Regions from separate parts of the Mus musculus genome. Here regions 1 and 2 are each linked to region 3. The links are chromatin loops, found by intact Hi-C in ENCODE. Cell type or tissue: heart. All regions are shown on one strand. Each heading gives the region's core, and the rest is flanking DNA. Links, peaks and the distances in the headings are about the cores only. Region 1 has its middle 55 kb from the start of 1700083H02Rik. Region 2 overlaps 2700049A03Rik (RIKEN cDNA 2700049A03 gene). Region 3 holds the start of Dact1 (dishevelled-binding antagonist of beta-catenin 1).

Region 1 (10,955 bases), core at 3,628-8,627, 130 kb before region 3:
ACAGCACATCCACCATTGCCAACAGTATCCCTGTACTCGATAAGCAGTTCATCTGGATTGGAAAACCTCGAGTTCCTTAAAGCCCTACCTCTGCAGCTGACTTTTAACGCATCTTCCCTCTGCTCTTGTATGTGTCCCCTGCAGTCTATTATTACAGACTGTACTGGCTGGTTTTATGTCCACTTGATACAAGCTAGACTCATCAGAGAGGAAAGACACTCAACTGAGAAAGTATTTCCGTAAGATCCAGCTATAAGACATTTTCTTAATTAGTTGTCAGTGAGGACCCAGCCAATTGTGGGCAGTGCCATCCCTGGGCTGATCATGCTGGGTTCTATAAGAAAGCAGGCTGAGCAAGCCATGGTGGAGCAAGCCAGTAAGCAGCACCACCCCTCCATGACCTCTACATCAGCTCCTGCCTCCAGGTTCCTGCCTTGCTTGAGTTCCTGCAAGCTGACTTTCTTTGACTTCCTCTGACCAATGTAAACCCTTTCCTCTCCAACTTGCTTTTTGGTCATGGTGTTTCATTGCAGCAATAGAAACCCTAACTAAGACACAGACTAATAATCACTAATCGTGACTCTAGGTCATCTTGTGTCACTTAATCCAAAATGCTTCCTCTGATATCCATGTGGGTCACTGCCTTACCCCAGCCTCTGCTTAAAATTTTCTTATCTTTATTAAACAGTCTTCCATCACTACTATTCTATATCCCTTTACTTGGCTTACTCTTCTTTGTAGCATATATAATAGTTGTTATGGTTTGAATGGGAAATACCAATACCACCAGCCACAAACTCATGTGTTTGAACACCTGGTTCCCAGCTAGTTGTGCTGTTTGGGAAGATGAGAGAGTCTTTGGGGTGAGGAACATAGCTGGCAAAAGGTATGTCTGTAAGTGTGAGGCTTGAGACATTACCAGCCAACTCTGCTTCCAGCCAAGTGCTCTGCTTTCTGGTCTACCAAGCCGTGGAGAATCCCAGCTGCACACCCCCACTGCTCTGAGCTTTGTCCTGCTTCCCCACCATGACAGATGGTTTTTCTTCACTGGATTATTAGCACATATAAGCAGATATTTGATCTGTTTTGTTTCTAGCTTTGTTTCTAGCACCCAGAGCAATATTTAATACACAAGAGACATTCCTGTGTTCATTTAATGAATGCATGCAGCCACTCATAAAATATTGAAGATGTCTGTTCATCAAGTTGAAAGACATATAAGGGTGTAGTTATCCATCATGGGTGGATGTCCACAAGTAGCACTTTTAATAGAAAGTTGGGCCACTGTGTAAAATGTGAAGGAACAATAGATTGTAAGATGCTACAGAGTCCTTCTTCCTAACTCTTCTTGTCTTGAACCCAGAGGAAGAAAGCTAAAGGTGACTAGGGTATCTGCGCCTTTGTAAAGGAGGGAGATCCTAGAAACCTTTTCCATTTCTCAGGTTAGAGACACCAACGTGTCTCTGGCTCACAACCAGGAAGTATGTCAAATGACAAAAATGACAAATGATATATGTATTACTACAGATCAGTCAGCAATTCCATGATCATTCTAACTGACCACAGCTTGACATAATTCACAAAAGGAATGACTCTACTAACAGGCTCGTTCTTCCTGAGTCTCTCCATTGGTTGCTTAGATTCCTCCAGGTAGTTGGTGTCAAAGGTTCTGGTGGTCAAAGACCAGAGTTTCCTTTCAAGAGGCCACTTTTGCATCTGGATGAGAGGAACCAGGATAAGAAGTCATTATATCTGCAGGGAGCTCTAAACTAATCAGGCCATATCTCAGGACCAATTCAGGAATATACAGGAATGGGGAGGAAGGAAACCTCTAGCTTATAGACTCTATAGACTAAATCTGAGCCTAACACTCAGCACAATGGCACTTTACATCATTATTTAACCCCATTGTCTGTAATAATAATAATAATAAAAGGTGGGTGCACCAAAGTCATATGCATAGTCCCAGGTTCTGATATCGATCAATAAACATGCTCACTTTATGCTCATGATCACGTGCTGTGTTGATGATGACAAAACAAATTGAAAAGCTTCTTTTAGCTTAGACACACACTTTCTTCCTTCGGGGATGTCAACTGTCTTGAAGGGCAAAGTTGAACATATAAAGAAATTTTCTATCTTGACAAAACCAAACAAATAACTATTTTTAACATGAATGAAATTAATGAATTAATCCATTTCTATACTGTCATGATTTCTTTCCAATTTTAAATGGCTGTGTGAAGCATGGGCTACATATTCCACATATGTGATTTTGGAAGACAGACTCCTCCATGGATTCACTCATGTATAACTCATGCTATAGTATACAATTCAGATGTCTACTGAGATGTCCAAAGGGCTTTAGGTACCACAAGTTCAAAGCCTAGGTCTCCCAAAGTATTCTTATGACCCCTATGGTTATGTCTTCTTCCAGGAACAGTACACATCTACTGACTGGTAGTCCTTAGAGACTAGTGGCTAGCCTCTTACTTCAGTGAGGAAGGGCACTACAGGACAGTTTCACCTCCATAGAGACCCCTGACTCACTTCCCCTCTGCCTAGTTCTGAGTCCCTCTCTTCATGCTAGGTCCAGCATTCCCTGTATGTTTCCCAGGGAGATTTATCAGCTAACATCTAGAATATAGAGGAGGCTGAGCTACAGATAACCCAGAGACTGAAACACCAAAGCAATACCAACAGAGGCATGATACAGAGAAACACAGGGAGGGGAAAGGGACAACTCTTGATTTAGATGCTCCTGTGGGAGCACCAATGCTTGGCGTCATCCTGGAGGAACACTCTCAACTGATAGAGAAGATGGGTAGTGGATCAAACACTCTACATCAGGCAGACGTAACAGCCTTTGACAAGTCGAGAAGCTATGAGAGTCTGGCTTGTGTCTAGTCACACTGAACCAGTCAGAGTGGATGAAGCATGAGTAAGGAAGAGATAAGAGTTACAGTTGAAGCCAGGAAACAGGGTAGCATCATTATACATGGGAATGGGAATGATGCAGAACTTAAAAGTCTTCTAATCGCACTGCACGGGTCTCAATTCTGTGATTATATGAGTCCAACAGCTTACCAACTAAATGACTATATGCTTGCCCAGCCTCTCTAAACCTCCTTTCCTCATTTAAAAAGAAGCATACTTCTAAGAATGGCTTACTTCCTAGATATGGGCATGGAAACTGAATGAAGTCATAATGTGTTTAACCCAGAATCAGACTCTGAGAAAATTATTTTTAAATGTATGTGGTTGGTGAGATGACTCAGTAGGTAAGAGTGCTTGTTGCATAAGCAAGATAACCTGAATTCCAAAGCTGTTCTTGGCCACGTGTGCCTGACACCCTAACACTTTGAGTGGCAGGACAATCACTAGAGCTTGCTTGGTGCCAGCCTAGCTCCAGTTCAGCGAGAAACACTGTCTCAAGGGTGGAAGAGTGACAGAGTAGGACCTCCAGCATCTTTCTGTGGCCTTCATACACATGCATGCACAGGCATATAGATCTGCACACATATATGCATGTGCGTACATGCGCGCGCGCACACACACACACACACCACACATACATGCATACATAAACACACATATACACACCACATACACACAAATACACATATACACACATGTTTAACAATATGGGCCATTCATTCTAAGTAACAGAAGTTAATAGTCATAACTGCCATAACTTGGATCTGAGGTTTACCCCGTGCTAAAGGCACAGTCATTAGGGACAATAAGGAGAGGGTTTAGCAGTTCCAGGTTGTCCCATAATCCACGTGATGGATATCCAGGACCCAGCAGCAGGTAAGCACATCCTTCAAGCCTCTCCTTCTAGTTCCAATAGGGTAAGCACAGCACCGTCTCCCATGAACCTTTCATACTTTGGATGTTGGGGCCACTGGTATTATCCATAAGTTACACACATACCTAAGTACACTCTCCCGTGGAACAGTTCTGTCCAGTTACTTTGGCAACTCTGACCAGCTTAATGGTCTACATGCAACTCTTGTCCATGACAGAGCCAATCTGGCAGTGAGACCACACTAGATACTTTAAATGAAAGCACACACACACACACACACACACACACACACACACCACCACCACACCATGACCTGAACAAGAATATTTGTTAACACTCTGAAGGTGGATGTAGGTGGGCTTATGTGAGTTCATGGTCAGCTTAGTTTATATAGTGTTCTAGGCCAGCAAGGACTATAGAATGAGACTTTGTGTTTTAAAAAAAGAAAAGAGCCGGGCATGGTGGCACACGCCTTTGATCCCAGCACTCGGGAGGCAGAGGCAGGCAGATTTTTGAGTTCGAGGCCAGCCTGGTCTACAAAGTGAGTTCCAGGACAGCCAGGGCTATATGGAGAAACCCTGTCTCAAAAGCAAAACAAAACAAACAAACAAACAAAAAAACAAAACAAAAAAACGAAACGAAACAAAAAGAAAAGAAAAGAAAAGAGAGAGAGAGAGAGAGAGAGAGGAAGGAAGGAAGGAAGGACGGAAGGACGGAAGGAAGGCAGGCAGGCCACAATCTAAACATTTATCCTTATACCCACAGGTAAGTATAGATGTCACCCTTCAACAAAGAAACTTCTCTTTGCAAAGGATGAAGGACATTACAGAAAACAGAAACAGAACAAGAGGCAGAGAGCAGGTGATCATGTGGTACACAGCCCCTGTGGGTCCCCTCCCCTCTCCACAACACATCCTCTGCACCTAAGCCTCAGAGAACATCTTGAAAGAGGGAGCAGACAGATTTTAAGAGCCAGGGAACCATAAAGTCTGCTGGGAGACTGCATCTCCTAGAAATGCCAAACAAGCTGCGCCCATGAAGTTATTAATATGGATGCCTAAGCAAGATCTGAGTCCAGATGACCCCAATAGACATGCCAACATGGAAGGGGGAAAGCTCGGGCCCCAACCCTGGACAAGGACCACAGGCAACTAAGAAACGCTGAGATGAGGAGAAACGGTCTTCCCCAGGGGAGAGTCCCCTCCAGATCGGTTATCCAATACCATTTGGTCACCTGTAAAGTTATATACACACAAGAAACTTCAAACAGACTGATCAACTTATATTTATATATTTAGAAATCTATTTATATATATATAAGAAGAGCAATTTCAGAAGCAGAGACAATGAATCTGAGCGCTAGGAAAGGGGTTACTTGGAAAGGGTTGGAGGGAGGAGGGGGAAGGCAGACAATAATGTAACTGTTTTCATTTCAAAAAAATTGAAGAAAACAACAAGAAGAAGAAATACATGTTCTACTGACTGAAGCAGGTCGTTCCCAAAGAGACGATGAAATATGGCTAAATGCATCTACTCTAGAGGGCAGACGTCATCTGTAGTGGAGACATGCAGAACAGCAGCTGCCTGTAACGACTGAGAAGAATATTGGCGCACGCCTTTGATCCCAGCACTTGGGAGGCAGAGGCAGGCGGATTTCTGAGTTCAAGGCCAGCCTGGTCTACAAAGTGAGTTCCAGGACAGCCAGGGCTATACAGAGAAACCCTGTCTCGAAAAACACCAAGAAAGAAACCAATTATAGAAGCCTGTGGACGGTAGAATCTAGGTAGGGGATTCCCCCTGAACACTGCTGTTACATTTTCACAGGAAAAAAAAATGTTGAAAAACTTATTTTGGAAGAGTGTGGTTGTTGTCAAATGTAGAAATCAATCTCACAGCTGGCCTGAGGTAAATGACAATGCAGGGGTGGGGGGGGGTGAGGGATGGGAGAGGTGGAGGGGAAGGAGTTGGGAATATACCAACAGAAGACTTCCCTTTCTTGCGCAATCTAATATGTGTTTGCCCAAACAGAACACAAGCACTGAACACTTGGTGTTAGATTGGATGACTTCCTGTTGGCTTCCAAACTTAGACCTAGCAGACAGTCTATGTGCAACTAAAATAAATAAATCAGCCAGCAGTCAGCAGGCCTTTCCGGTGGTAAAGAGTAAGTGGCCTCCACATCAGCCCAGCAGGGGGCGGAGGGTGCCCCCCTTCTCCTGGTAGAGACAGCAATACCACTGAGAAAATAAACAAACGGAGCTACCCGGCTGGTGGGCCTGCTTGCCTAGTGCCTGCCTGGGCTAGGTGCCCCCTGCCCTGTGATCCCGCCATGTTTGTGGAGCCTAGGTTGATGTCTAGCAACAGGGTCTATTTTTCTATCCCAGGATGCAAGTGGCTGCAGCTGTCTGGAGTTGATTTATAGAAGGAAGCCACCACCCAGGAGACCCAGAAGGCTCTCTCAGCCCAGAATGACAGGCATGGGAACTCTGGGTTTGGGGAACAGTAAACCAGGCAGTGTGTGTTGCTACTCCATCATCCTGGGAAGACGACCCTCAGTGAGGCCCCTGGAGAGATTTAGATCCCATGCACCACACACATTTCCCATCCTTTATAGTTCTCCAGCTTGGGAGATGTTGTTTCTAGCCCTTCTCAAAGGAGGGTGTAGGGTGGAACTTGGAACAAAAACTGGGAGATATTTCTTTTGTTTGTTAGAGTACTTCAGCATTACCACCTTCGTGGGCTCTGGCCAAACATATACCTAAATGTAGCACTCCCTGAGTCGTTCAGGAGTAGTGGCCCTACAGTCCTTCCCCAATAGCTACTTCACACACTCCTGGCCCTGAAGAGTGTAAAGATGGTAGCAGCCACTTCAGGTTGCCAATAGGAAATTGAGAGCAGCCTGGTCAAAGGAGTTCTGTGGCTTCACAGAAAGCAGGCAAGCTTTCTGCCTCTTACTGTCGGCAGTGATTCCCCACCATTGGGTCTGAGCACTTACCGCGTCTTCCCTGGCTAGTTATTCTGCATCTACTAGAGACAAGCAGGGTTGAAACTTCATTGTCACAAGCTTAGTAAGGCTTCCATCAGGCAACCAAAAACCCAGTCATGAGGCTAGGACAAGCGGAAGGCAAGGCTTATGAAACCCTGGCCTGTGTGTGATATGTATTTCTTCAGAATTATCCTGAGTCATCAGCACCTCAGAAAATCAGAATGTGTGTGGGCAAGCATGTGCATGTACACTCACACGCATACACACACACATGCACACACACATACATATGCACATGCACACACATAGATGCACATGTATGCATGCACACACATGCACTCACCACACACACACACACACACACACACACACACACACACACACCACATGCACGCACACACATGTGCACACATGCCAGAAAAACTCAAAATTGAGTAACGGACCAAGCAAGCCTTCTGCTGTGTCTCTCCAATATAGACTCTTCACTCCACAGTTTATACCCACTTCTTAGCAGTCTTCCTACTTCCTAAATCACACCAGCAAGCCCACCCCAGCTCTCCACTGCACACTATTGCAAACTCAGCAACCCTACGCAGCTTGTCTGGAATATAAAGTGTGCCACTGCAACTCATAAGAAAAATGGGAAGAGGGCAACTTTGACTCTTTAGCTACAGAAGGAGTTCCTACCACAGATGAAAAGTAAAAATTCAGGTAATATGTGAGGCCACCACTAGACACGAAGCTTATCCTAATTGCCAATGAGTCACAATAAATATTCCAAGTTGATCCCTGCCTCCCCCCTCCCACCCCTGCCCCAACCCCAACTCTTCTTTAATCCCTACAGCCCCACCTACTGTCACTCACCTTGCAAGACACATCCAAGGCCAGCCCTGTCTGGGTCATGATCCTCAGGGGTTGAGTAACTTTTCTTGGCTTCCATGAATACCTATTCTAAAAAGACCACAGGCATCTTAGTCGTTAATCCTTTTCTATATAATTTATAACCTTAATATGAAATGTAATTACTTTTCCAATCCTGCAAGGCAAATATTTTTGATCACTTGACAGATAAAGAAACTGAGGCCAGAGGAGTAAAGTAATATATCCAGCGGCTGGTGATGTGGAGACTCCACCCCAGGTCTGTCTCCCCTGGACGGTTGCAGGGACCACACTGCCCGACTGGCTGGGGCTTGCCCCTGCCCCACTGCTTTCTAGAGAAGTCCTTTCCCTCTTGGCCATGGGGACCTGGGGCAGGCAGGAGATAAGACTGTCATCCCAGCCTACAAGAGACAGGAGGAGACTGCATGGCCCCATGGGCCAGCACACAGGGGAGTCTGTCAGCCTGCACCTTTCTCATGAGATAGCCTGGGAAAAGGCATTCCATCTCTTCAACATATCCAAAGCATTAAGTCCCAGCCGACCTCGGGATTACTCACACGGGCAGCCTTACGTCTCACCTGCCCCACAGATGTAGTTCTGTGGATCTTTTAATTGACCTAGATTCCAGCATATAAAAATGAGATTTCATATTAAAATCTCCATTTTTAGATTCTCTTGAAAAATAAGATTTGGAAAGACAGGGCTCACATTCCCAAATGGCCACAACTAAACTGATGTGACAGTCATGGTCTAAGCTAATGTCCCTGTTCTCCAGCTAGTCTGCCAGAGCTTCTACCACTCCAGCAGCATATCCCAGATAATCAAGTTCCACTCTTCTGCTGGTCCCAGCAACATATAACTTGGTAAAATATGTAGGTAGATACAGACATACAGACATACCCAATGCAGATATGCAGGTATACATACATATATACATGCATCAAGACACAGAGAGAAAGATAGACAGAGACAGAGACCGGCATTCATTCAACCACCATGTTGCTTCTTCTGCTGTTTGGTTTCAGACCCTGGGACAAGTTGCTGAGGTGCATATTTTACGAACCAAAGCAGACCTGGCCTCCAAATTCTCCCAGCATCCCTCACTCCCTACCTGGCATACCCTGACCCCAAACCCTGACTTTCCAGCCCTTCCCCCAGAGGCTCTTCCCTATAACCCAGCCATTTTGTGCTAGCGCTCTCTCTCTCTCTCTCTCTCTCTCTCTCTCTCTCTCTCTCTCTCTCCCTCTCCCTCTCTCCTCTCTTTCTTTCTCTCTCTTTCTCCATCTCCCCCCACTCCTCGTGCATGTTTTTATCTTTCTCTTTATTTCCTCTCTTCTCTTTCTCCCTTCCCTTGAGGAATTTCCTCACCTCCTTCCTTGTGGGGAGTGAACTCGCCAGCCCAACAGTATCTTCACACTAAGCCTGCATTAAATATAATTTAATTTGATTTGAACTGGCTCATTTCACTGGCAGAAGAGTAACTTATCATCTGCCAGCAAGGTGCAAAACTCCTGCACGGGAAGAGAGGGATGGACAAAGGTGGGTGTCTACTTCCCACAGGTCTGGTGAGACTTACCCATACACACATCACGCAGGGGTGGAACCAGGCCTGCCCAGTATACAGCATAGAATGAGAGGATGAAGAGATGCTCTTTCTGGCCCTCACAGGACAGTAGGTTAAAGGGGGGGCGGGGGGTTGGGGACACATGCACACCCAACACTGCTGCAGAGACAAACCCCACTGTGACGGTTCATCCCCATTGTTACCTGGCTAGATTTTGGGATCACTGAGGAAGCACACCTCTAGTGTGTCTGTGAGGGCGATTCCAGAAGGATTTCATTTCTGATGAAGAGCCAGGCGGTGGGTGGGTTGCAGCGTTCTGTGGGCTGGGATCCTAGGCTTAGAGAAAGCAAGCTGAGCACGAGCGCTCGCTTGCCTGCTTTCTCACTGTGGACTCCAGGTGACCTCGTACTCCTGTGGTCATGTCTTCCCCCACCCTCGATCTGCCAAAATAAGCTCTTGCTTTCTTAAGCTGCTCTTGCCAGGTACCCTGTCACAGACACAAGAAAGGTGACAAATATAGCTTCCTTGTCCCTAGGAACACAGAAGAAAAATATATGTAATATGTAGACCTGCATCGTATTTATTGTGTGGACATGTGCAGCAGAGGTCAGAGAGTAATCTGTGTAACCTCGTTCTGTCCTTCCACCATGTGGCTCCCAGGGGTTGAACTCAGGTCCCCAAGGTTGACAGCCAGCATTTTTGTCTGCTGAACCATCTGGCAGGCCCAGAAAATGTACTTTTATGTGGTGTGACAAAGGAATTCCAGAGAAGGAGCGGTTTGCTGCGCATTTAGAAACATTCTTGTCCCTCTTTGGCTACCCAGTTTGACCTGTTGCGATTGCTTTAACCCAGAAGAGAAGCCCAAAGTCTCAATAACGCATGCTTTGCAGATACACATGGCTATGTCAGAATGGACCAGCTGCCTGCACAGCAGACCCTGGCCAGAGATAGGTCAGAGTTAGTGCCCAGGCTATATGGTTTGGTTTGAGGGAAAGGAGCCATGGGTGGCAAGGGTGGGCAGCCAAGCATCATAGCTAGTGCGCGTAAGCCCGCTCCAGGGACACACTTAGCAAAATGGAATCAGGGCTGTGCACAAACCCCCAGTTTAGTACAGCAAAGCAAACAGACTTCCATCTGCCCAACCGGCAATTACCCTGTCTCACCCTGAGCCCCTTCATTCACTGACTGACAGGCTCCTCTAGTCGCCCTCTCACCCCAGCCTGCCTGGCTGCAGCTTTCTCTCCCAGGTCCTCACTCTCTCTGCAAAAGCTAGAAGAATATCAGCATGTTGAATCTCTAAGATCCCGACTCGACTCAAAGAACACACTGGGCTTTCCTGGGGCCTCCTGGTAGGAAGACACTACTTATCTCCATTAACCTCTGACCCAGCAAAGATGAAACAGCTCCCATCTGTGAGCCTGAGTACCCTCGCCTCTGACTCAAGCTAAACAGAATGTGGGGGTGGGGCATGGGACCCTACAGAGGCCCCAGATTTGATGTCTCCTCCCCAGAGAAAGCTTGCTCCTCCTTCTGGCTCACCCCAGAGCTGGTTATTAGAACACTCCTTGAGAACGTCCCCCTTCCTCTCCAGGTGGCCTCTGGGTTAAGATCTAAAGTGGGAGGAGGCAGTGTCCCCTAAGAAGATGGAGGGCCATAAACCCTCAAAGGCTGTCCATTTGATTTATGTGATAATAATGGGAATTGTTAAATCTCTA
Region 2 (10,955 bases), core at 2,346-7,345, 110 kb after region 3:
GGTCTGAGGGGTCAGGCTCCATCTCAAGCTGGCAACAGAACTTGGCATCACCATCACTGGCTTTGCCGGCATGAGAAGCAGACTAAGGGGATCATGGAGGGCTGACTACCATGTCAGAAAGCCCCGAGGCAAAGCAATGCAGAGCAGGACCGGAGGTCCTGAGAGGCCATTGCAGGAAACTACAAAAGAAAGACCTAATTTACAATGGAGAACCCAGGATGTTAGAAATACCAGAACCAAGGAACAGCTGCCAAGGACAACTCCAGACACGGAGTAGAGTTGACACAAGATAAGGATATGTATGCGGTAGTGACAGAGATGGAGGGATGAAGAAGGGGCTACTTAAGTCCTTTGGGGCCCAGAGATTGCATCACAGGTCCCAGAGCTGAACACAGAGTTGCAGGATTTGATACATTCTCTGCTGAGTTTTAGTCTCGCTTTGGTCTGATTTCCTCTAATTGTCCCAATTATTCCCTTCTGGACTTTTAAACAATGTTGTAATGATTAAAAATGATGGAGATTTTTTTGGATTAAATGAATTTTTTATTATAAAATGGTCATGAGTCTATGGGGGAAAAGGGTGGAAAGTTATGGCTTAAAAGTAATTGGACTGGATGCCAAATTAGTAAGATTTAGAGTTGTAATGGTTAACATCATCAGCCTGACAGGATCTTGAATTTCCTAGAAAACGAGCCTCTGGGCATGCTGTGAGGAATTATCTACATTAGGTTAACGGAGGCGGGAAGACCACCTTAGGCATTCCATGGGCAGGGTCCTAGGCTGAATTAAAAGAAGAAAGCAAGTGGAGCATCGGCGGCCATCATCCAGCTCCTCCCACTCCTCCCGCCACGCCTTCCCTGCAGTGATGAACCCATTCTTCACTAGGTTGCTTTGGTAAGATATTTATCACAGCAACAAGACGAGTAACTAAGACACAGAGCAATGACTCGAACGGGGGACCCAGAAATCAACCTGCACAACTACACCCACTAATCTTTAACGAAACACAATCATTAGGAAAAGGAGGGCTGGTGAGATGGCTCAGCGGTTAAGAGCAGCAAACGCTCTTCCAAAGGTCCTGAGTTCACATCCCAGCAACCACATGGTGGCTCACAACCATCTGTAATGAGATCTGACGCCCTCCTTCTAAAGTGTCTCAAGACAGCTACAGTGTACTTACATATAATAAATAAATAAATCTCTAAAAAAAAAAAAAAAAAAGAAAGAGGACAGCCTCTTTAACAGAGTGTTAGAAAAACTGGGTATCTACATGTGAAAAGGTATGGGTATCGATAGTTCTTGCCCTGCACAGAAATCAAGTGGATGAAACACCTCCACAGTTATAAGGCCTAAAACTCTCAAACTGCTAGAGGTCCTTAAGATACAGTCACAGGCATGGGCTTTGTGAAAAGAACTCCTATGGTAACATAGGAAATTATTCTAAGAATAAGCAAATGAGAGTACAAGAAATCAAGCAGTTCCTACCCAATGGAGAAACTACCAACAGAGGGAGGAGGCAGCTTACAGAAGGAGAAAAATGTGTATCTTTGTGAGCTACATGTCAGACAAGAGATTACTATCCAAAATATAAAGAACTGCACAAACAAAACACTTAAAAAAAAAAAAAAAAAAACCTAACTGGGGCTGAAGAGATGGCTCAGCAGTTAGGAGCACTTGCTGCTCTTACAGAGAACCTAAGTTCAACTCCCAGGTCCCAGCTCGCCACCGTCTGTAACTCCAATTCCAGGCTATCTGACACCGTCACAGACATACATACAGGTAAAACACCAATGCACGTAAAACAAGAAGAAACAAAGTATTTTTAAAAGTGAATTATCCCAACAATAATGGAGTAATGAACTGAATAAACTTCTTAGAGAGAACACGGGCTGGGGACACAGGGACCATGCTCACTGTGCAGACAGGAGGCTCTGTGTTCAGATCGTTAGCCGCCATGTAAAATCCAGGCGCATTGCTGTGCCTGTACCCTCAGTGCTGGGAAGACAGAGGCAAGTAGATCCCAAAGGCTTACTGGACAGGCAGTCAAATCAATTGGCAGTCTCCACGTTTAGTAAGAGAAACTAATTCAGAAAGCAAGGGGAAGCATTGTAAAGGAAGCTGTCAGTACTGACCTCAGGTTTCCACACCCATGCACAGGCTTACACACACACACACACACACACACACACACACACAGAGACAACAATTTCTAAACAGAACTACAAATGTCAATAAATATTCAAAAAAGTATTTAATATTCCCAGCCATTAGGGAAATGCAAATGAAAACTGCTTGAGATTCCATTTTACCCCAATCAGCATAGTTATTATCAGAAATAAAGGCAAATGCTAAAAAATGTGAAGAAAGAAAAATGCGTATTCACTGTTGGTGGGATATAAACTGGTATTGCCTTCATGGAAGTCAGTGTGGAGGTTCCTCAAAAGCTAAAGACAAAATCACCACAGGACCCACTTAGAGCACAGAGGACTTGTAAGTCAACATACCACAGGATGCACATGGTTACTGATGGACTATTTACAAGCTAAAGAAATGGAAACAGACCAAAACGTCTATCAAAAGATGAATACAGAAAATATACATTAACATCACAGAATTGTATTCAACTGTAAAGAAAAAAGAAATAATGACATTTGTAAGAAAATGGATGGAACTTGAAATCATCGCGTTAAGCAAAGTAAGCTAGACAGACTCAGAAAGACAAATATCCCAGTCTACCTCTGTATAAGTTGTTAATGTAGAAGGGGACCATGAGAAAGGAGGAGACCATCTTACAGGAGTAGGGACAAGTGAAAGGGTTATGGGATGCATAGGACTCAAAAGAAAAAGGAGACTGGCAAGAAGGAAGGACACTGGTGAGAGCTGAGAAGGAAGGATAGCAAAAGGTGGGCAGGTGGAAAAGAATGAATAAGAATACCATATAATCACACACACACACACACACGTGGACGCACAGGCAAATACTGAAATGAAACCCACTACTACTTGCATACTAAACTTAAAAATTAATTTAAAAAATGAAAAATAGGAAGTTTAGACATAAGTTACTTGAACAAAGAAAGACACACAGAGTTAGAATTAAAATACATTTCAGGAGTTTAAAAAACCCAAACTCTCAACCACTCAGCTATTGCCTCTTCCAAATATAGTCACATACACATCTAAGTGTGTATGTATACACACATGCACATACACAACCAATATTGTGCCATATTACTTCATTGTTATGGTTAAGACAATACAGTGAGCCTGCTGTTGAGAACTCAGAGGCTAGAGGGGCTACTCAGTGGTCAAGCTCAAGCGCAGGATGCAGGGTTAGTGTCAGCACCACATCAGGAAGCTCACAACTGCCTGTAACTCCAGCTCCAGAGGCCCTAACTCTTCTAGCCTCCATGTACACACACATTCACATGTGTGTTGTGTGTGTGTATACATACATGCATATATATGTAAATGTATATTTAAAGATTAAATCTCAAATATTAAAATTTAGTCAAAAAAAGATATAATAAAACCTGATTCTTTGCAAACTAGTAAAAAGTATTAAATAAATAAAAACACTTATTTTGCAGACTAGTCATTATCTAAAACCTGTCTTTATAAACTTCCAATTAAGGAATCTTTTGATGTTATGATTTATTAAAAATGTTTTCTAGAATAATTTGTACATTATACTGGGTGATGGCAAGTATAAAGTCTATATCATATTACTTTTCAATTCTGTATACTCAAGAATACTGTATATTCAGAACAGTCTGATAAATCATACTGAAAGGTCACTGAGACAGTTTAGTGGCTGGCAATCCTGACGACTTAAGTTCAATTTCTAAGACCCACACAGGAGACTCAAGCTCTGGAAGTCATTATCTAAGTGTGCATGCACACACAGACATGCACACATGCACTCACAAATAGATAATAAAATATTTTAATCAGAGCAAAAAGTATTAAGTTACACACAATCCATCTTATTCTCAAATATGGTTACCTTTTTAAGATAATTACCAGTTTCAAAAAGAAATAATAGTTATCAATGATTATCAATAATAGTTATCAATTTCTGAGTTCGAGGCCAGCCTGGCCTATAGAGTGAGTTCCAGGACAGCCAGGGCTATACAGAGAAACCCTGTCTCAAAAAAACAGAAAAAAAAAAAAAAAGTTTACTCTTACACCAGCTTGAATAAATGACACTTTAGGACATTTGAAATTAGACATTAGAGCACAATGATTCCACACAAAAATAATTACTACATCACAAGCGATCTGGGTACCACCTGAGACATAAGAAATGCTGGACAGGCGGTAAGAGCCAAGACTTAACTCCTAGTGTCTCTCAGGTGCTCTATGAGAGCCCTCTAGTGTCTGTTGGGTTCTTGCACTTTCCCAGTCAGCTGTGTTGCATTTTATGTTGTATAAAAACTAATCTGAAAGTATGTAGCAAGTGTAATACTCTTACCATATGCACAAAATGAGAAAAACAGCAATTTTATGTGTATTATACTGAAAACTTCAGTCCTGAATTTCTTTCAATTCTGAACAATCTAACGCTCTCGCTGAGCATGAAGCCAACACTAAATATTCCACAATGCTCTAATGTCTAATTTCAAATGTCCTAAAGTGTCATTTATTCAAGCTGGTGTAAGAATAAACTTTTTTTTTTCTGTTTTTTTGAGACAGGGTTTCTCTGTATAGCCCTGGCTGTCCTGGAACTCACTCTATAGACCAGGCTGGCCTCGAACTCAGAAATTAGCTTGCCTCTGCCTCCCAAGTGCTGGGATTAAAGGTATGTGCCACCATGCCCGGCAAGAGTAAACTTTTTTGTATTGTTGAAATTTATCTTTTGATTTTGGAATAAATTCTTAAATAAATACGGTAATATTTTATATCATTTTAACGCTCCTACTTCGGAGTCGTGGGTCTTTTGGCTTTGTTTGGTTTTGGTTTTTTGCTAGTGACACTACTTGTTGCCTACTTTATATTTATATTATAGTAATGACTATGAACAAGAAACAAGTTGAAGCAATTTTCTTATTCCAGTTCAAATAGACAATGAAAAAGTACAGACAACTAACAACATTACCAACTCATCTGGCCCTGAAAGTGCTAATGAACACACAAGGCAGAGGTGTGTGGAGACGCTCTGCAAAAGAGATGAAGGCCTTGACAACGAGGTGTGCAGTGGCCCAGTCATCAAACCTGGTGACAATCGTTCATTACTGAAGCGATGCTCTTATGACTACACTAATGTTGCCAAGAATTCAGTGTGGATCACTGATGGCCGCTAGACACTTGAATTAAGTTGGAAAAGTAGAAAAGTTGGGTGAGGACCTCATGAGATGACTAAAAAATAATTTATAAGTCATACCTTTGAACTTCCACCCTGTTATTCTATGCAGCGATAACCAAACATTATTTGATTGGACTGCAACATGGAGCAAAAAGTGGTTCGTATCTGACAACCATCAGTGACCAACTCAGAGGTTGGACTAAAAAGCTCCAAAACACTTCCCAAAGCTAAACTTGCATGGAAAGAAAAATCCTGGCTCCTGCCCGTGGCCAATCCATCCAGCCACGGAATCTTCCTGAACCCCAGGAAACCATGGCATCTGAGGAGCACTCAGCACACTGGGATGCTTGAGACACTCGCACACTGGGATGCTTGAGACGCTCAGCACACTGGGATGCTTGAGACACTCGCACACTGGGATGCTTGAGACACTCAGCACACTGGGATGCTTAGACAGCCCTGGCCAGCGAGGCCCAACTCTCTGTCAGCGTCTTCTCCACAACCACAGCCAACTACTTACTATAGGGACGACCCTTGAGTACTTTGTGTCAATAAAAACCTGATGGCCTATTAACAAAAAGCAGGATGTAGAAGGTGAAAGTTTCAGTAGACAGATTAAAACTCTGGTAGATAGAGGCAGGAGATTTGCCACCCAGATTCTGAGGAAGTTAGGCGTATGAAACTGAGGGGACTCGAAAAAAACAAAAAGAATAAAGAAAGAAACTGAGGGGAGGTAACCAGCCTTGTGGCAAACAGAAGAGTTTGCATAGGTGAAATAAGTTATGAGGCAGTCAGGGAACAAGTGTAGCAAAGGCCATCGCATTGTTAGTAAGCAGCCTCTAAGTGGACACTTGGGATTTAGGCACAGGCGGGAAAGCTCGGGGTTACTCAGCGCCCTGCGCAGCCAGTGCTTCAAAAGGTGAACGGACAGGGCCAAAGAAATTAGTACCAAGCTGTTGCCTGATACACCAGCTTCACTTATCTCACCAACCAACTGCTGCCTCTTTAAGCTTTTGCAGAACTTTTAGCAGGATGAGTATTTCCACAACCAGCAGAATGCAGAAAATACTTTTCAGGAATTTGTCAAGCTGCAAAGCATAGAGTTTTATGTTATAGAAATAAGCAAGTCAATTTCTTGTAGAAAAAAGCATGTTGATTATAATAGTTTCTATCTGATAAAGATGTGTTAGAGTTTAGTTACAGTGATTTAAATTTTATTGTCTAAAACCACAATTGATTTTGCACCAACCTAATACAGAATGCATTAATGAGTCTGGGAAAGTCAGAACCCACCTAACTGGCCAATTTCCATTTGCAAAGTTACCTACTCACAGAAACATAATTCTAATGAAAACTCACTGTTCACAGAAACTTTATGGTCTTTTTGTGGCTCTTAGCAATGCAGTGAAAAACCATCACCCACCATAAAATTCCCCACTCTGCCTTTTTACATTAGCTATAAGAGATGACCTTTGAACAGTGAAGTTAATGCCAAGTTTTCCACATTTTTGTGTTCATTCACTCTCCTTTATACTTTCCTTCCTCCCCACTTACGTATGTGCAAGACACAGAGACAGACAGACAGAAAGACAGACAGACCTAAGTACAGACACGCACATTTGTGCTTTGGGAACTTAGAATGATACCTAAATCATTTCAAAAGAAAATTACTGCCCAGTGTTCCTGAGCACAAGAAGACTCTGACACGCCTGGGGAGGACTATGTGTTATATACACTTCTTTGGGAATGAATTATAGTGTTTTGGCTGTGATTTCAGTGTTGGTGAATCAATCACAGAAACTAAATACAATGTCTTTAAACAGAAACACACATAAAGCCAGGTTAAATACCGATCATGTGACAACGTTCCAAGAGGCTTCCTGGAACCCAATCCTGTATTTCTCCTAAGAGTTCAGTGTTTCCTAATATATACGTGCTTAACTTATAGGCTACACTACCACAGACAATGAGAATTAACTCTATGCTAGTAATCGCCAAAGTGCTACAACAGAAATTGCAGTTACTCTTAAAGATAGCCCAAACACACTAAACACTACATCTGAGAAATCACACTCTATAGAGAACACATTTCTAGAGTGGTATGATCTCATTGAACTCTGTCTTAAACATGGCTATTGGTTCTGAGAGGTTATATTTTTCTAGTATACATTAAAATAGTACATCTATATTATAAATTTTTAAGTATGTATATTACAAAAATTGTCTCATATCCCTCCCAATGTGCCCATACGAATGAAGACACACAAAACATATTCAGGAGAAAGTGTTGTATATCATAGAAAAGATATAATAAAATCTTCAAGCCTTCATCTATTCATACAAAGAACACATCGCTGGATTGTAATGTAAAGTACACTACAGCAACAGCCTGGGAAGAATGTAAGAGACTGCAATAGGATTAAAGTAGTATTTTTTAGAAACACCAAGAAGAACTAGTTGTGTGTACCTGAGGCCATGTCAGACTGCTGCAATACCAGCCGAGGGTCTGCGTGCTGATAGGAGGGCTCTGCAGGAGAAGTGGGCGGCAGCATTTGGCCGGACGGTCCTGCTGAGATGTCCTCTGCTGCTTTCAGCACGAGCCTCTGTCCTTCACTAAGCTCACCCACGCTGTTATCCAAGTCCTTCAGTAATAAGAAAAACCATTAGGCCCATTATAGTAAATCATCCAAAGCAGGAACTCTCTTGTAAATATGATGATTCATAACACACAAGTGCTTATAATGTCACATTTCAGGTACACAAATAATAAGTCTAAAAAGTTAGGTTAGGGCCCAGCAAGACAGCTTAGCAAGTAAGGGCTACCATCTGTGACATCTGCTAAGGAATTCAATCCCTGGAACCCGAATGGTAGGGAAGAACCTACTACCCCAAGTCAGCCTTGACCTCTACATCTGGGTGTGCACTTGCTCCCACACACAGTAAGTAAGTACATGGAAACCTTTTCTGAAAACAAGTTTAAAAAGGCATTTGGTATTGTATGTGTATTCATATGTATGTGGGTGTGGGCTGGAACCGAACACACACACACACACACACACACACACATATACACACACACACATACACACACACACATACATACACACACACACATACACACACACACACACATACACACACACATACATACACACACATACATACATACACACACACATACACACACACACACATACATACACACACACATACACACACACACATACACACACACACATACATACACACACATACACACACACACACATACATACACACACACACACACACACACAAAATAATTGTATCTTTAAAGCTTCATATTTTTTTGTTGTGTTTTTAAATTGTAACATAAAAGTTTGGAGGAGATTGTCGAAATTTTTCTCAGTTACAAAGCTCAGTTCAATCTAGGTTAAAAGGACCATGACTCTGATTATAGAGTATCTTAAACACTGTCTTATCAAAATTAAAAGTTGGATATTTAATATTTTTCCTGTATTTATATCTAGCCCTCCCCCCAAAAATCTTTATGGTTGAAAAGTACCTCCTCTTGCTGTGAAACTAATAACTCCCGTTGTTGCTTAGTAAGAAGGGCAACGATGGCATCTTCATGACGCTTTTTGTGGGGCCTCCTAATCACCTGCCCTTCACTGGGAGGGTCATCTTCCTAGAGCAGACACAAAGACAACATCAAAAACGGCTATCATACAACTCCACTTTCTCAACTCTGACTGATGAAACTTTAGGAAGAAATGATACCAGAAGATGAGCTCACTATTGTCATGTAGCTCTCATTGCCATTTGACTATAATAAAAACATTTCACAGCTGCCTCAAATATATACAAACACTACAAAGCAATTTAAGTGCAAATGTATGACAGATCTTCTGTCTCACACAACTAAACTAGTGCTTTCATGACGTTCTGATGGCTTGAGTGTAGGGCTCACATGACATCCTGCTTCCCGTTTATGTAGTGCATATCAGGACGAGGTGTGGCAAACCAGCAGTCAAGCACAGGGGAAATGCTGCAACCTGGGCCACAGACAACAAAAAGCTTCAGAAACACGAGAGTCTCCACAGCCCCTCAGTGCTCTTCCTCCTCTGGGCGGACATCCGGCAGTCTAAACTAGGGGAGGCACAGAAAGCCTCATTTACGCAACACTTTCCCTAGGCTTCACTGTGCCTCAAAACACCTGTCTGAAAAACATGAGATGCTGTGAGCCTCCGCATCAGACAAAATGAATTTCCTTCTTAATACAAGAATGAATATGATTTAAAATTCATTAAAACAACAATTTCTTGCCTTTTGGCTATAAGATAAAGTATAGCAAATTATTTAAATTATTTTTGGATATTCTGTTTTAATGAAATACAGTTTATTAACTCTGGCTACACCTCCTAGCTGTGTAGGGTTAACGTACCTAACAGCACATGGTTTCAGTTAACTCTGGGCTTTCCTAGATTATATTTTTCATTTGCATTTACTATAAACTTATATACAGTAACAAAATTACAATTAGAAATATTCTCAAATGTAGAAAAAGAAAGGTTATAATTTTGTCTGGGTTCAGTTGATCAATTTACTTTAATACCAGATAAAGTTCTAAGAATAAATAACAATCCCATAGTGGTGTATTAAGTAAGCCAAACATACATGTAATTCTCTGAAAGTAAGATTACTATAATTATGTCTTCTCACATATTATTTTGCAACAGTGACTGTAATACAGGAGACTCAAATAATTACTTAACAAGTCATTGTTAGAAAATAACTGTTCAAACAAAATCTTCTCAGGAGACTTGTTTTTCTTTTTTTCTTTTTAAAAAAAAGACTTCCTGAAGCATTTTCCTACTCCTTTGTGAAACACTGCTTTGAGAGAAACAGCAAAGTGAACAATGCTTAGCAATGAATGGAATGCGCAGCAGAGCATAATCACCTTTGTTAAGTTACTTGGAAACATTTCAAAATGTGAAAAATTTCATCCCTTAACAGTTGTAAAAGAAAATTAATATGTGTGTATGACAGCTGTATCCATGTAAATAAAATCTCTAACATGATATCATCAATGCCTTTTTCTCATCTATGTGTGTATGATAGCTGTATCCATGTAAATAAAATCTCTAACATGGTATCATCAATGCCTTTTTCTCATCTGTGGCTCGAGTAACCAGGAATGACTACTTTCCCTGGATCTTATTCTTATTTTAGTGTTTTATAAAGAATTTATTTTCATTACTTTTAATTCATGTCCGTGTGTGAGTATGTGCACATAAGGTGCCCATGAAGTGCATAGGAGGACGTCAGATCTCCAAAAACTGGAGTTACAGGTGGCTGTAACCCACCTGATGTGGGGGCTGGAAACCAAACATGGGTCCTCTGCAATAGTGGTCCTCCTCTTGACCGCTGTGCCATTTTGATTTTTAACCCATTAAATTTATATACACATACATATTAATGCATATATACATAAATCTATATATCTATCTATATATCACAAACTACCACAGGAGACTTAGAGTACTTAAGATCCTGTTCAAGGCACTGCTGAAACAATTCCAGATCTCATTACCTAATTACATTAACATGTATTTTTTGACTATCAGAACCTTAGAGGTCAGTAACAATTTTCTGTTCATTCTCCCATTAT
Region 3 (10,955 bases), core at 2,486-7,485:
AATGACATCAAGGGAATTAAATTGTGGTGTGGAGGGGGAACTGCACACTGTCCCTGAGGCCTGGTCTTCACAGGGGCCGCCTTTACATTCCAACCATCCTATGAGATCTGAAAAACATGTAAAGATACACTGAAGAAATGAATCGGTAGAGCCACTTCGACTCTGGCCAGAGTTTACTAAGGTGAACTGGATGGAGACAGAATAGCAAAGGATCGAGAACTAGTCCACACTGGTTCCTCTGCAAGCTTACATGAAGCACATGGATGACTGAATGACAGCAAGCACTATTCAAGAATTTTGACCAAAAAAAAAAAAAAAATAGCCATTCATAATGCTCTGAAACTACTGAATAATGTAAGGGAACACTTCATGAAGCTTAGTGAAAATCATGATATCAATCAGGATAAAATTTTATGCAAACAAACTCTTGACATTAAGCACATCAAAATCCTAACGGTACCCTTCCAGTGTGATAAGTGATCTGTTTCCAATAACTGCACCTTAGAACTTTTTGTTTTCTTTTTCTGGTCTACTCTCCTTCCTCTGGTTTCTCTTTAAAATATTTAAGACACTTGCTGTGGCCATTTTTGTATTTTTTTAAAAACAAACAAAAAAAAATACAAAATGTAATCTATTTAAACATAACTATCCTTTGTGGGAAAAAAATCAACAAAACATATCAAGGCTTTTTTAAAGGAGTGCTCTTATTTTTAACTTTGCTTATGTGTTAGTGCACCTGAGTGCCGTGCCCACAGAGGTGAGAAGAGGACTAGATTCTCTGGAGCTAGAATTACAAGCCGTTGTAAGCCACCTAAGGTGGGTGTTCTACAAAAGCAGTGTGCGCTCTGAACCACCAAGCCTTCTCACCAGCCCCCAGATCATATTACAATAACAACTAATAAAATTTAACAGTCACCATATATCTTTAACAGTGACAGAAAAGACAATATTTTAATAGGGTAAGGAATTTTTAAAGTTTGAGCAGTTTTAAAGGATAAATTTGTTGGGGCTAGAGACAAGGCTCAGCAGTTAAGAGCACTTGCTACTCTCAGGGAGGACCTGGGTTCAGTTCTCAGCACCACACGGCTGCTCAAAGCCCTGACAGCCCTAGAGGATCCTCACGGCTGCTCAAAGCCCTGACAGCCCTAGAGGATCCTATGCCTCTTCTGGTCTGTGGACACTGTACACATGTGGTGAACTTACTCAACATTCATACACATAAAATTCTATTTTAAAAGAAGCTTCTTATATTTCAAAACTGTCCATGTCAAAATACAATGAAACAAGAGGGAGGGAGAGAGAGAGGGAGGGAGGGGGGAAGGGGGGAATGAGACCTCCCTAGCTAATGACATTTCCTACCATCCTCCCCAGTACCTTAAAACCCTGCTCTTTGCCTTAAAGTCATTGCCTATGAGCTGCCATTTATCTCCTGTCTCTACTTAGAGCAGACAAAACTGTCTCCCAAGTCCCAGCCCAACTGTCTCAGTTATATAAGGATGTGGCATTTGGAAGCACTAGGGGTCTGTCTTGGAGGAAAACCTGTTCAAAGTGCCTCTTAATGGGTTTATAAAGTTTCCCTCTGAAACCAGATCTTCGGAGTGATGGGGAGCAATTAACAATGAACTTGAGGCCCAGATACTAGACTGATACAAGATAACAGGGTTCTGTGCTCTCCCAAATGGTTGATTGCTGCTGACAACACACACTGTACAAACAGAAAGGCTTGACCAATTAGCAACCTCAGCTGCTCAGTGTGCTGTCTGCTTTGTTGGACTCAATCAGCCTTGTACTTGGATGAAAACCATGAACGTAGTAGCCCATCCTGCCGCCACCCCCAGCTCCAATCCTCTTGCTTTCTCTGCTGTTCTATGTTACCAAAATACAACAGGAATAAGGGAGTGCTCTTGAGTTCTGACTTTCAAGGACAACTCTCAAGTGGAAGCTTCTCACAATATCTGTGGTCACAGGACACTTTAAAACAAAACAAAACAAAACAAAACAAAACAAAACAGATGAGATGGCTGAACATAGCCATTTCTGAATTCCCTTGGAGTGGTGGCAGAACATAAGTTAGATCTGAGTTTGAATTCTGCTATGGCCCAACTATGTAACCTTAAATCATTTAAATAACCTCACTAGGCCTCGGGTTTTTTATATTTGATTTTATGTGTATGTGCCTGAGGGTGTGTATATATACCATGTGTGCAGGAACCTGCAAAGGTCAGATCCCTTGGACCAAGAGTTATAGATGGTTATACCGAGACCTGAGCCCAAGTTCTCTACAAAAGCAGTAAGTGCTTTTAACTGCTGAGCCATCTCTCCAGCCCCTCATTTTCTTTTCTTAACTGTACCCCAAATGTTAACAATTGTACCCTGAAAACCTGTTGGGAAAATTCAAAGAAGGTAAATATATACAGGTCATCATAAGTTCTTCCATACTTGCAATATCATGCCTGTCTTGGGCAATGGAGAATTATGACATACAGACTACGGGCAGTTTCATTATGTGGAGTATTCTGAGAAACGTGGAAGGGCCACCGCTCCCAAAGTGTCAGCAGTCCTTGGCTAGACTGATAGACATAAAAAGAGAGAGAGAGAGATAGCCAGGGGTACCCCAGAAACACAAAGAAGAAGGTAAAAATGGGGCTGTAGATGAATTGTATGTGTTTAATGCAGAGCCCTAGATTCAATCACCAACATCAGAAAGGGGTGAGAGGGGAAGGAGGGAGGGAGGGAGGGGAGATGTTAAACAGCAAAGAACCAGAGCTCTGTCTCTCTAATACAGGGACAATTCCCCCAAGAGTAAGGTGCCTTTCTAATTCCATAATGTAAAGCCAACTGTCACCAAAGAGCTGAGGAGTGTAGATGTTCCTCTAGATCAAAGTGTAGGCTCTGTGTGTAACTGTGGCACTGAGTACACGCAGCACACTGCCCAAATTATTTCCTATCAAAAGATAGCTGAAGCTACATAGCCATAAAGACCCCTAACCTCGGGGCTGGAGAGATGGCTCAGTGGTTAAGAGCGCCGACTGCTCTTCCAAAGGTTCTGAGTTCAAATCCCAGCAACCACATGGTGGCTCACAACCATCCGTAATGAAATCTGATGCTCTCTTCTGGAGTGTCTGAAGACAGCTACAGTGTACTTACATATAATATAATATATATAAAAAAAAAAAGACCCCTGACCTCTTCCAATTAGAGCTTCTGTCCATGCTAAAATCCTTACCTGCAGATTTGGGGCAACCGTCTGAGATGGTCAAGGCCGCCTCCAAGGGGCTGCAGAAGCAGGTGCTGGAATGGCAACTGGACAAACACTCACTGAACACGGAGTTGGAGGAGTTAGAGAGGGAGCCCGAAGCTCCATCACTCAGCTCATAAAACCCTACAAGGAAAAGGATGGCTGGAATTAGGATCCTATCAAGCAATAACACACAAGTATATTAAAAAGAGGCAGGCTGGAAAGATGGCTCAGCACTTAAGAGCACTGACTGCTCTTCCAGAGGTCCTGAGTTCAAATCCCAGCAACCACATGGCGGCTCACAACCATCTGTAATGGAATCCAATACATATGATAAATAAATCTTTTAAAAAATAATAATAATAAAATGACCAGAGGCTGACACATCAAAGAAGAGGAAAGCTCATTTTTGTTTCCAGTTATTTGTGTGTGCAGGAGGGGGGTGTATCACACAAATGGTAGATTTTTAAACAAAATTAAGTATATGGTTTTATTTCAAATATTTCTTAGAGAAGGTAAAAATCATGTAATGCTAGAGACAGTTCAAAGTTCCTTTCATCCTACTTTCTGTCCCATCTTTAAAGGTGTGAAAAAAAAAGGAACCCACATCTGCCAGACCCTCAACTTTACCAGGAATGTTTCAGAAGAAATAACTAATTTCTCTGGGTATGGCTGGGTATGGTGGCTCATGCCTATAATCCCAGCACTCAGAAGGCTGAAGCAGGAGGACGGGAGTGGACTCAAGGCCAGCCTGGGCTACAAAAACAAAAACCACTCAAGTAAATAGTAAGTATAAGAAAAAAGAAACTTAAGGAGCCAAATGGCTTAAAAGAAGGGGAAACTGCAGCCATCTCAGGAAGCTGAAGTGTGACTAATTTTCTAGACCAGATCTGATTTCTCAGGTTTCAAAGGAGGTCTGTTTGTGCTTTCAGAAATCTCAATGGAAGTCTGTAGTTTTAAAACTCAAGGATCACTGGGCAGCTCAACCCCATTATTGAAAATCTTATAGGGTTGAGTTTACTTCCCCCTCCAAGCAAATGAATGGCAGGCTACTGTTCAGTTGTTTTCACACTGGAAACAAACGCTAGATCCACTCGCTGGCTCCCTCACCTGAGCTAGGCCGGCTGTCTGTCTCCAGGTGCTCTTCAGATGTCTTCTCCACATCCAGTCTCAGGTCACTTATCTGCTTGTCAAGTTCTTGCAACTGATTCAACAAACCGGCATCTCTTCTCCTCAAACAATTCTGATTAGAGAGAAGCATGAAAATAAAATTAAATTAAATTATATTAAATTAAATTAAATAAATAAGCAAGCACATAGTGATAAAACCTGAAAGTCCCCCATGGAAGCCACTCCTCTGAGTGTCCCCAAGCCCTTTTAGATCAAAATGCTACTGCATAATCAGAAGGTGAGGCATGGCCTCTATCTTTAGATCTTTCTCAAATTTTTTTTGGTAATATAAACTTTGTTCATTAAAAATAATAACAGGGCTATAGCATGGCTCATGGGTAAAGATGCTTGCTGTCCAGGCCTGGTCATCTGAATTCAGTCCCCTGAACCCAGGACAGAAGGAGAGAAACAGCTCCTGGAATTGGTCCTCAGACCTCCACAAGAACGATGTGCCACACCGATGCACTCATTTGCATACACCAAACACACAATAAATTTTGGATATATATGTGGCTGAGTTGTAGTTCCTTGGTAGAGATCTTGGCTATTGTGCCTGTGTTCGATACCTGGTACTGCAAGGATGGAAAAGATTTGTTTTTAGCTTTCACTAATCTATACAAACTGACTTTTTATAGGTCTGGGCAAGGAATTTGCATAGACTTCGAATCATCTGGTGTGCAGCCAGTTTAAAGAAAGTCCTTCACAGTGGGCTCTTGAAGTCAAAGCAACAGATTTTCTACATTACACTCGAATCTTTCTTAGGTGAGGTTTTCTGGCCAAATGTCATGGCCTACAGAATTTTGTTTTCTATTAGTTGCTTAGTGGGGCTTAATCAGTCTTAAGGCCTTTGAAAGCGAGAAATTAATACTAATAGCCAGCGCCAAGTATAATGTGAGCTGGCAGAATCCAAAACCCTCCAGGGAAAGCCCGTCAAGATTTGAACTCAGCTTGGGTTTCCCAAGGTGACAGACTGGTTGTGCTAACTCACACTGCCATCTAGTGCTCCCCACTGCTGGAAAAGCAAAAGAACTCGAAAGGCATCTGGTTTAAATCAAGAATGCCAAGTCTACAAATGAAAATAGTACCATAAACATTGACTGGAGTGGAATTCTCCTGACACACTGCCTTGCTCCCCTGAAGCGGACAATAGGAATGCGCTGCTCTCTCGATCTTGAGATTCAGGAAGACAAAAAAAAAAAAAAAAAGGTGCTATTGTACAAGACAATACCGAAATGTAAACGACCAGTCACAACCAGAAAGAACTGGCTCAAATTCACGTACATACAATTCTGTTCTTCTACCAAAGAAACAGTAAAAATGCCAAAACAGAGCTATTGCACAAACCACAGCACACATCCTTACAAAATAGATACGTGGTCCTTGCTCACGACCTATGACTTCTGAAAGCTTAGAGACGTAAGCCATATGCTTGTGTGCCAAAAATTGAATTTCATCAGAAAAAAATGAATTAAATAAAAGCACTTTGATGCTCTGTAACTACACAAAAAATCTAGAAAACCGTAATACAAGAAAACACGTGACAACCCACAACATCACTTTCAGGGGGCCATTATATAGCTTAAGTAGTCTAATACAACACGCTGGGATAATAATCTTTTTGCTGTTTCCAAAACTACATTTTGAGGTCACTGAAACAAAGCTGCCGCCATTATTTTGAGGCAGCATCAAAAGCTGTTCTCAACACATGAAGGTCCAAAGTTCTTTTTCTTCCTTGCTAATGAAGACTGCACAGAACGACTGAGACAGTGACAGAAATCCAATAAGATAAATACTCCCAGCGAGCAGGTTCTCTCTTCTCCCACCTCCACCACCAAGCACAGCTGGCGGACCGGATAAAAGAGGAGGGGGCAGGGTCTCCGGCCAAATTGCCAGTATTTGCATCTAGTTTTAGCTGCCTTATACAAAGGACTTCTATTTAAAACTAAGCACCAGCCCAGGCAAAAGAGACTTGCAGGAGAGAAAGCACCGGGTAGGGCACGGCTCCCAGCAGGAGCTTCGCCGTAACCGTAAAACTCAATGTTGGACAGTTAGGCAAGCAACAAGCCTCTTCCTCGCTTTTGTGCGCACCCCCCCCCCTCCTTCCCGGGGAGGGATAACCAGGGAGACCATAAGGTGAAATGGCATTTTAAGTGGGGGTTGCAAACCTCGGAGGAAGGGGGCATGCAGTAGCCTAACTTTAAGGCTGGAACCAAGGGACTCCAAGAATTCCAAATGCAGGATAGATGAGCAGCCACCCCTCCCCGCAATCCGCCAGCTCCTCAGGTGACACAAAGCAGGCATCCGCCAGCAACGCGTGGAAGTCATGGGCAGCGGGCATCCGAGACACCACGGGCTCAGGGAAAATCGAGGTGGGGGTCACGTCGCGGCCAGGGATCCCACAGCCAGAGGCCATCAGCCCACCCTCCAGACAGGCCACCGGCCACCACCTACCAACTGCCTTCGCAGCAGCAAGATGTTCTCTTCCAGGAACTTCTCCTCCAGGCGGCTGCGCTGCGCCGCGTCTCCCCGCAGCTCCCCGGAGCGCGGCGCGACGGTCCCCACGGTCCCGGAGCAGCGCAGCGCACCGCGCACCAGCAGCTCTTGGCGTTGCCGCAGGTACCCCAGCTCCGCCAGCCCCGCCAGCGTGGCCTCCTGGCGCTCGCGGGTACGCTGCCGCTCCGTGTCCGCCTCGCCCCTCTCGCGCCAGCGCCCCTCGGCCTCCGCGCCCCGGCCGGGGCTCAGCGGCTCCGGCTCGCGCGCTGCGTCCGGCTTCATGACCCCCCGAGGCCCCGCCAGCCCGGGAGCAGCAGCACACGCTAGGGCCCCGGCCGCGAGCTCATGCCGCCCGCACTCGCATCCCGCGCTGCTCCCGTCTGCCGCCCCGCAGCTGATAACGCCCCGGCCACGCTACGTCACTCCCGGCCCCGACACCCCGCCTGCTCGCCCGCCCGCCCGCCGCCGCCTCCGCCGGCTCGCGGCGATCAGCTCCTGTCAGGCGCCGGGGCCGCCTGCGCCCCGCCCCGGCCCCGCCCCGGCTCCGCGCCCCCTTTTTCGGTCCTGCGGCACCGCGGTCCCCTCGGCGCCGATTGGCTCGGCTCCATCTCCGGCAGCGGTGGCGGGTGAGGGCCGAGCATCTTGTTACAGCCAGCCCCGAGGGCCGGTCCGCGGGCGCCGTGGCTTTGGGCTCCCGGGACAACTTTCTGAAACTTAACCCCTTCCTCACGTGTCCACGCTCCAAGTCCTCTCCCTTGGCTCTGGGTTTCTTCATCCCAAGCTAATGTCCACTCGGTACTCAGAACACCACTTCTGTAGACTTGGGTTTGGAGGTCGCCTTTGTTTTAAACTCTATTTTGTAACTGGAAGGAAAAAAAAAAAACAAGCAAGGACGTTGTTCTAAAACTCTTTTTGTTTGTTTCAGCTTTTAATCGGAGCTTTGCTGAAGAAGGCCTTTCAAGTCTTACAGAAGGATGCTGTTGTGAGGCCAGCGTTCGCATCAATTCCTATAAAAGCCCAGACTTTATGAGGGGTGGCGTGTGAGCACCTATTGTTTTGTTTTGTTTTGTTTTTTACCGTTCCTTAGCTTCTGTTCACTAGAGCCCTGACTCCGAATCCAGACTGTCTGAATCTGATTCCACGAATAGCAAGTTAAGTGCCCTCCTTGTGCCTCCGTTTACCCAATAGTAAAATGGAGCTAACAGACCAGTCTATTCTAAGAATTACAGTGGCAAACGACGTATAATACATATGCGGTGGTCCAGCACATAAATCTTTAAATAGTTATCTCTCTCCGGGAGGCAGAGGTGGCACATGCTTTTAGTCCCAGCACTTAGTAGGCAGAGGCAGGCAGATCTCAGGGTCGAGGACAGAGAGAGAGAGAACGATATTGTGCTCATGGGGTTTCTTCCCCGACCCCAGGGGAACTTATTTTAGAATTCCCCTAAAATACCATTCAGGATTTGACCTTGTGTCCTTGGGATGCCACTCAGTGGGTATTTCATTGGCTCGGGGATCTATCTGGAAACGCCATTAGCTGGCTTATGGGAGCTGCACCTCATGCCTTGAATCCTAGAACCTCAGAAATTAAATTTAGGGAGTCACAATTTGAGATCATTAAGACAAAGTGTTCTATGAAGGAACACATTTCAGGTCATGACTTCAGAATTTTACACCTTTGCCCAGCTGCTCACTTCAGCAAGGAATTCTCTCTCTTTTTACTCTCTATGTGGTCTAATCTTCCAAGATCAATTTGTTCATGCCCTATGCCCCATACCCGCCCCCCTGCCCCCACTGGTTAACTGCATGAGTGCCTGGTCTTTCTCACACACTATTGTCTGGTTCTCTTTCTGGGCACACACAATCTGTGTGCTTAGGTGTTCCTTGTGTATCTTCTCTCCAGCTACGTCATAAAAGCTCCCTGAAGGCAGGAACTGTTTTAATACCCTCATAGTACCGGTGCTCTCGCTAGGTGCAAGGCCTAGAAGCATGCCACTAATAATTACCAGAGGACACTCCGGAGGATGCAGGATAGTTAGAAATTGTTCTTCTATTAGCATACTTTTAAACGCAATAGTTCCCACTTAATCTCTACAACAAATAGAATTAAGTTGACCTTTATCAAGAAGACGCAAACAAAAGCAAGCACTTCCTTGCCTCACACTCACACCCGTTATCCCCCCCCCCAGCTACACAAGCACCCCCACCCCCTCACCCCCCACCCTGCCTCCTACCTCCCACAGACATAAAATGGAAGACAGCCTTGATTCGTAATTAGCATGATGTAAAAATGGAATCATATTCAGGTGTTCCCAGATGTACAAAGCTTACGGGACACACATTCTTTATGCCTACTGTGTGTCAAACACTACACAAGAGCTAAATTTGCTTCCTAGTTTCAGGAAGACAAATTTAGAATAATGTCCTGCCTTACATGACACAGGCCACTCTCCCAAGTCCTCTGCCATTGTTCCAATCTACTCATTTCTAAACAGACCTCTTGCTTTCCTAGTTCTGAATTAGGTTCCTTCTGGCTGGGTGGACCCTGTTATTGTGGCCTGTGCTATGTCACACATTGACAACTATATTTATATAGTCGAAGGGGTGGGAGAAGCTGAAACGTGTTTTTACACACTGCTAATAAATCTTGTTACAGCTGACAGACATGTCGCTGTGTCTCCAAACTTCTCCTCTACCTTCCCACCTCCCCCCAACACACACACACCCTGCCCTCCCCCGCCCCCAACCAAATGCCCCTTTAGGCTGGCCTGTTAGTCCAAAGCAAGCCATTTGTCATAGCAGCTTGTTCATCTCCGTGAGAAAGCATTCACAACAAGTTTAAATATTAAAACTAATGTATGCAAAGGGTTCCAAAATGGGGGGCGGGGGTTTATGCTTTCCAAAGTATCCATTACACATTAATAAGTAATGCCGTTCATTCAGATGCCAATTAAAACAAACTTCGGCTGTCAAATGAAGTTCGAAGCAAGGAGCTCAATGCTGTAATTGTTTTTCCAGGAAAATTCCCAATGTCATCAGATTAAGTGTGACTGGCCTGGTTGCCCCTGTTCTCTGCTAAACCCAACAGACAAATACTTTCTAGTTGAGTTTGCTGGATTTTCTTGATTCTTGAAGTCTGTGTTTTCTTTGTAGGTAACGAGGAGGCTGTTGCCAGTAATCACCCAAGGTCCCCTTCCATTACGAACAGGGTCTCACTTTGTGCTGTGATCTTGATTTTTCTCCCTTTCTTTTAAGCAGCCACGGGAGCTTCTTCCTCTAATAGTGCAACTTATTTCTCTCCTTTCAAGTGGTGTTCAGCGCTAGTTTGGTCTTTCCCTCTTACTCTTCTCAGGAACCATGGGAGTGTGGCTTTAAAGACAGAATGGACCTGTTGCCTTGTGAATGCTACAAGCAAGAAAGCATGGGGGTTAAACACACCGCAACTGTGTAACATATGCTTAAAGATGGTTTCTAAGCAGTGCCAGAAAGGGCCCTTGCATCTCAGTATGAAGCTCCACCCTTGGACAGAACAATTCCAAAGAGCATCTGCATCAAAGTCTGAGCATCATTCTGCAAATTCCTTATCCTGCAGTGAATAGTCCATTGCAGACACAGCAAGGAGTATCAGTTTCACGATTTGCAGTAGAGAAAAGCAACAAATGATGCTTGCAGCTTTTATGGCCAAACAGACACGACTGCTGTAATTGAGGAAAGCTGTCTCCAGATAGGAGGAGGGGGAAGAAAGAGCAATCCTTTGGATTGGGTGATGACCACCATTTGAGGCTCTGGGATCAAAGCTCTAGCCAGACATCAAAGCCCATTTGAGTCTAGGGCCAAAAGAGCCACAGTGAACTAAACTTCATATACAGACTAATTATAGCTTGACCCCACAATCAGACGTCAGTGAGCACGTAGGAGAAAGAAAGCCGACATTGAAATAAAAGATCATCAAAAAAGAAAGTTGGTAGCAAAACTCGGCACTGAACACAGGAAAAATCTTTTGAGGACAGAGAGGAATGGGGAAGGGTGTGGCAGACGGCACTCTCTGACAATG

Evidence for each region. A loop is a pair of places that touch in the nucleus more often than their neighbours do. Peaks named below come from ENCODE experiments on the same cell type or tissue, not always from the same donor. Only the 100,000 strongest peaks of a DNase experiment are listed, where the experiment ranks them.
Region 1: a loop joins it to region 3, with 2.5 times the contacts of the local background. A loop is called at or near these places in 5 of 42 quality-filtered maps.
Region 2: a loop joins it to region 3, with 5 times the contacts of the local background. A loop is called at or near these places in 12 of 42 quality-filtered maps.

Annotation. Positions count from the first base shown.
Region 1 is chr12:71,433,446-71,444,400 of GRCm38, reverse strand. No RefSeq gene overlaps it. Among named protein-coding and RNA genes, the nearest start is that of 1700083H02Rik, 55 kb to the right of the region's middle. In heart, for the core only: a CTCF peak has its summit at 6,006 (motif pointing right); a DNase peak (open chromatin) is centred at 5,980; H3K27ac peaks cover 611 bases.
Region 2 is chr12:71,191,284-71,202,238 of GRCm38, reverse strand. 2700049A03Rik (RIKEN cDNA 2700049A03 gene) reads right to left here. Exons shown (of 30, transcript NM_001163378.1): 26 at 8,850-8,972; 27 at 7,773-7,947. Among named protein-coding and RNA genes, the nearest start is that of 2700049A03Rik, 60 kb to the right of the region's middle. In heart, for the core only: a CTCF peak has its summit at 4,376 (motif pointing left); no DNase peak of the experiment used is centred there.
Region 3 is chr12:71,306,212-71,317,166 of GRCm38, reverse strand. It overlaps Dact1 (dishevelled-binding antagonist of beta-catenin 1), which reads right to left and starts at 7,283. Exons shown (of 4, transcript NM_021532.4): 1 at 6,860-7,283; 2 at 4,349-4,481; 3 at 3,227-3,382. The coding sequence starts at 7,183. It also overlaps a transcript of 2700049A03Rik not described here. In heart, for the core only: a CTCF peak has its summit at 5,413 (motif pointing left); DNase peaks (open chromatin) are centred at 5,396, 6,746 and 7,386; H3K4me3 peaks cover 2,667 bases; H3K27ac peaks cover 1,961 bases.